Linked DNA regions of Homo sapiens: region 1 is linked to region 2. Evidence: chromatin loops called from intact Hi-C (ENCODE). Cell type or tissue: dorsolateral prefrontal cortex. All regions are shown on one strand. Region 1 overlaps CADM2 (cell adhesion molecule 2). Region 2 overlaps CADM2 (cell adhesion molecule 2).

The links. A loop is a pair of places that touch in the nucleus more often than their neighbours do. Peaks named below come from ENCODE experiments on the same cell type or tissue, not always from the same donor. Only the 100,000 strongest peaks of a DNase experiment are listed, where the experiment ranks them.
Region 1: a loop joins it to region 2, with 3 times the contacts of the local background. A loop is called at or near these places in 13 of 110 quality-filtered maps.

The regions. Positions count from the first base shown.
Region 1 is chr3:85,359,529-85,362,028 of GRCh38, reverse strand. All of the region lies in intron 1 of CADM2 (cell adhesion molecule 2), which reads right to left. Among named protein-coding and RNA genes, the nearest start is that of MIR5688, 25 kb to the left of the region's middle. In dorsolateral prefrontal cortex, CTCF peaks have their summits at 857 and 1,066 (motif pointing right); a DNase peak (open chromatin) is centred at 1,088.
Region 2 is chr3:85,574,735-85,577,234 of GRCh38, reverse strand. All of the region lies in intron 1 of CADM2 (cell adhesion molecule 2), which reads right to left. Among named protein-coding and RNA genes, the nearest start is that of MIR5688, 190 kb to the right of the region's middle. RefSeq lists an enhancer at 571-1,147. In dorsolateral prefrontal cortex, CTCF peaks have their summits at 766 and 974 (motif pointing right); a DNase peak (open chromatin) is centred at 954; H3K4me3 peaks cover 676 bases; H3K27ac peaks cover 945 bases.

The sequences.
Region 1 (2,500 bases), 220 kb after region 2:
AGAGCTGTTGGTAATACATTGTTCTACCAAAGGTCCTTTTGCAAATAACTGAAATCCACTCTTTATCAACACATTCAGAAAATGTTAGCTTCCTTTGAAATACAATACATATGTCTTGCTTCCTTAAGTCATGTGGTCGAGATGGCCATCTATCCACAGACTAACACAAAGGAAATTTTTGTGGAAGTAGCTTCTCAGAAATTGACTATATCCCTTTGTTCCACTTACATCCAGACATGGCATTGTGACTAATTCTTGCTAATGTGGGATTTTTAAGAAGTGGACTGGTCTCGATTTTCTCCCATTCCTCTGCTGACCAGAAGCAGATTTCAGGACGCTTTGCAATGATAATGCTGCAAGAGGAAAGGAACTTAGATCCTAGATGGCAGAAAGCCACCCTCTCACATGCAAGGCTCATGTTGGGCTATCAGGGAGTGAAGAAAAAAGCTTCTATTTTGTTGAACCACTTAATTTGGGAGATTATTTGCTCAAGCTTCCAGTGTTATCCTTAAAATGACAGGCCCATCACCATGCTTGCCAATTATGGATCAGATAACTCATTTAATAATTATTTAGTACTGTTAAAAACAATTTTATTTGGAGACCATTAGGCTAAGGCAGCCCCTGAGTTTTCCAAAGCCCAATGCAAACAATAAAAAGAAACTAGAGACTGTGTACCAATCAGAAACTGCCAACCAATTTCTAGGGACTTTTCACTCTGACCAGTGAAATATGTTTCCTTTGTCTTGTTTCCATGAAAATATTATTTAAAAAGTTCCTCTCTCGCTGCTGCCTCTGCCCCCACCAAGCACTGCTAAACTGCTTGCAGTCTTGTGCTCCCAATTCATGAATCGTTCAATGCTCAAATAAACCCTTTAAAATTTTAATGTGTCTAAGTTTATCTTTGAGTAGTACCTACTACAAACAAGATTCTATGCTAGTCCCTTGGGATAAAAGATGGCTATGACACACGTTTTTTCTGATGGTCCAGACAAGAAAGAGTAGACTAAATGCAGAATTGTAAATGATAGACTGTATGCTGGGGTAGCGGGAAGTAAACCTGCAGGTGGCAGCATGAGCAAAGGCAAGGAATGAGAACTAGCATGTGAAGGATGCCACACTGCTGATGGTTCCCTGTAGCTGCAGAATGACTTTGAACCAGGGAGTGGCTCAGTGAGACCTACAATAGATACACAACGGTACTGAGGAAACAAGTTCAGAATTAAGAACACCAGTTTGTAACAACACTCTTGTGATGCTTCAATAAAATGTAAAGAGGATTCGGACCAGGGCAGTGGCAATAAGGGTGTCAGAATTGGAAACAAATACGTGAAAAATTAGGAGGCAAAATCAACAGGACCTGGTGATTAATTTGATTCATTGAATTTGTGAGAGGAAGTGAAACAGATTTACCTTACTCTAAACGATGGCACTAAACAATAAATATTCAGGAGAGGCCAGTTTAGAAGGAAACTGATTAACTCATTTTTGTTATATTAACTTTTAACTATCCATATGTTATAGAAGTTGTAATGACCAACCAGCAATTAGATACATGAATCCAAAAATAAGAAAGAAAATTCTGACCTGGTGAGCCAAATTTGATTTGTGTAAGTCAGCTTTTATGTTTTTACTTATATTTGTCTATAGCTATTTTTAAATGTTGATTTCATCTGAGATGCTATTTTTTGATAGGATAGAACATATACTTTAAAAACTTATTTTATATTTTTGTGTTATTAGCTAACAATAGTAGATGTTTCACTGGTATTATAAGTCCTAAGCTTTGTGAGAAATACATATAAGCTTTTTATGTCCTGCTTGCTAATGGTTTTCAATGCTATCTTTAGTAAAAAACCATAATACTTAATCTGCTTATGTATTGAAGTCTCTTGTATTCTAGAAATTCAAAGACATTCTATTTGATATTTTCCAAAATGAAAAAAATTATTTTGTATTTATCTTTGTATACGTGAAAATTCACATTTTCAGCTTAATTTTATATATTGTATCATTATTATATTATCAGAAGCCCTGAATACAATGGCATTGTGGAAAAAATGATTTTGAATGCTTTAATGGAGAGTTAATTGTATGATTTTTAAACAGATTTGATAATCTGCCTGATAGAATACTATTTATGTTTAAATATAGTAATTTAGTTTAATTTTAAAAGAAAATGTTGGTGTTCACAGATCTTGGGTTACATTTTTTGCAGCATTTAAAATATGCAAGGCAGTATGGACAAGGCTGCAGACACAAAGTTAATGAAACATTGTTTTCTCAACTTGCTTACTATTAGTAGAGTTGAGAATCCTAGCCTCCCTTTTCTTTGTCTTCTCCCCTCCACCAAAAAAAAAAATATATATATATATATATATATATATATATGCTGACATTGGCCTGGAATAAAAATAATCAGAGAAAGTATCAGTAGTCTTGATCTAAGGAAAGAGTGCTTTGTTATGAATATCACTTCAGGGTTGCCTTAGATCCTGTT
Region 2 (2,500 bases):
CACGTTCAAATCATAGCATCCTTAAATGCAACTGAAAGAAGCTTCAAGTTGAAAGTAATTTATGAATGGTGAATGCACAATGTAAACTGGAAAACCCTTTGTAAGAAAAAAAATAGAGAATCAACGGATAAAGACTCAGATGGGGTACATAGATTTCATTGTCTATATAGAAGGTTTGCCAGTTCATTAGTAGTGACAAATATTTTTCCGGACTTGACATCCAGGAGAATTTTGTCACAATGGTCATTTTAGTCAGCCAACAATAAGATCTTGTCCCCATTTGTGTTCTATTTGTTGCTGTCTCTTCTTGGTGGCTCTGGGTAAACAATAGAAGACTATTATAGAATACAATAGGGGATATTATTCACATGAATAGAGAATAAAAGGGAGGGTGGTATAGTCTAGGTTAATAGTTATCGGAGAGCTGTAGTAATAGTTTTAAGAGTAGATGACTCCTTCAAACCAGATTTTCTCAAACTTTTGGTTAGGGGAGAAATGTATAATTTTGGTCAAAAATTTGAGATTTGAAATACGACTGCTGGCCCTGCAATTTGAAAAATTATAACATTAACTCCAAATGAATAAATAAAAAGAGTCAGAATGCACTATCGCTATGATTTTATAAAAGGAAACAACACTTCCAAGAGAGAAAATCTAGTTACTTTATACTAATATTTGTGTATGAGTATGTTTGTGCCTCCATATGTGTGTGTAAACATTGTCATGGAATCTCAACATTTTTAAGGTGACTTTGGGAAGCACTGCTTTAAACTCATTTTTTTTAAATTGTCAGATTCAGGATTTTGTCATAAAATGCACAGCAGGAATACAAATTTGATGTATCCAGCAATCGTCGGATGTTCTTTGTTCTCAAATGAGATCACTTTGTGTGATTTGAATTTGAATGCTTTCTCAGCTTTGAGGACCATATGTCCGCAGTTCTAAGGTACTGCCACTAGATGGCAGCCTTGCCTACCTCTTTCAGGCAAGGCAACTGCTTCTAAAGCAGAGATGATTTTCTCTAAGAAAATAACTTTTTATTGAAGACATAAATTTAATGTTTACATAACTAATTTTTATAATAAATAAATTATGTTAAAACAAAGTTGACAATCTGGTAGTTATACTAAGAGGTGTCACATGATTCACTATATAGAAATGCAAAATCATTTATGGAGTGAACTTTTGGCTAGACAGTTTCCATGGATTGTGCTAAAATTCACAAAACCCTCTAGGAAAAATACTATTATTACCTCTGTTATGAATGAGGGCACTGAGGTTCAAAAAGGTTAGAGAAGTCTTGAGCGCTTAGTATTTTCACTTCTGTCTACACGTAGGTGTCATCTTCAGTACATACTCATTCTATGCTGAATAATTTGCAGTTTCCTGAAAATTCTTATTTTTACATATTTTTGCATGCTCTTTTAAAATCTATCTGTAATATATTCCTATACACAGTTCCCCTTCCTTTTTCCCACCCAACAGTTTGACATCATACTATCATGCAAGTGTCATCTCAAAACATACTTTTTGTGAAAGAACCTAGTCTTCACATATAATCATTAAGCCATGTTCTATAATCCTATCTTCTTTATTTTACATAAAAATTTAGCATACTGTTAGATAACAAGCTACTATTTCAATCATTTATTTTATTTTATTTTATTTTTTATGTTTTGTTTTTGAGACGGAGTCTCGCTCTGTCGCCCAGGCTGGAGTGCAGTGGTGCCATCTCGGCTCACTGCAAGCTTCGCCTCCAGGGTTCACGCCATTCTCCTGCCTCAGCTTCCCGTGTAGCTGGGAGTACAGATGCCCGCCACCACGCAAGGCTAATCTTTTGTATTTTTAGTAGAGATGGGGTTTCACCATGTTAGCTAGGATGGTCTGGATCTCCTGACCTTGTGATCCACCCACCTTGGCCTACCAAAGTGCTGGGATTACAGGCGTGAGCCACTGCGCCCAGCCCAATCATTTTAAAGAGTATATTTTTGGTAAGTTCATGCATTTTCATTGAAGATTCTAATTGAAAATAGAGTAAGCAAAAAAGGAACTTACGGATACACATAAATGAAAATTATAAGAGTAGTCTCATTGATATGGTAGCTAATTCAGACTCATCTCTCTCTACTAGTCACCATCTTAATTTCTTTCTCAGGCTTGCACTGATGGGGAAGGAGGGGCCACTAACTATTACATGCCTAAATATTTTTAAAGAGGGCAATTTTAAAAAGAAAAAGGTGACTCACTCTCCTATAGTCTATCTACTCTCAATAAGGGTAATCAGCTTGAGTAATGGGTCTTTTTGGAGAAAGGGATGGGGTTCTGGGATTAGCTAGGTCACAACCAGGTGCCTCCTGCTGTGACCAGAGAGTTTGCTAAAGTGCTCTACTGACAATTTTATGAGAACCCCCTAGACTGAGGTAGAGGAGAAATTTCTCAACGCACTGATAGAGTCCTCTAATTTGAAAAATAAGAGATATGTACTCTAGATGTATAGCTA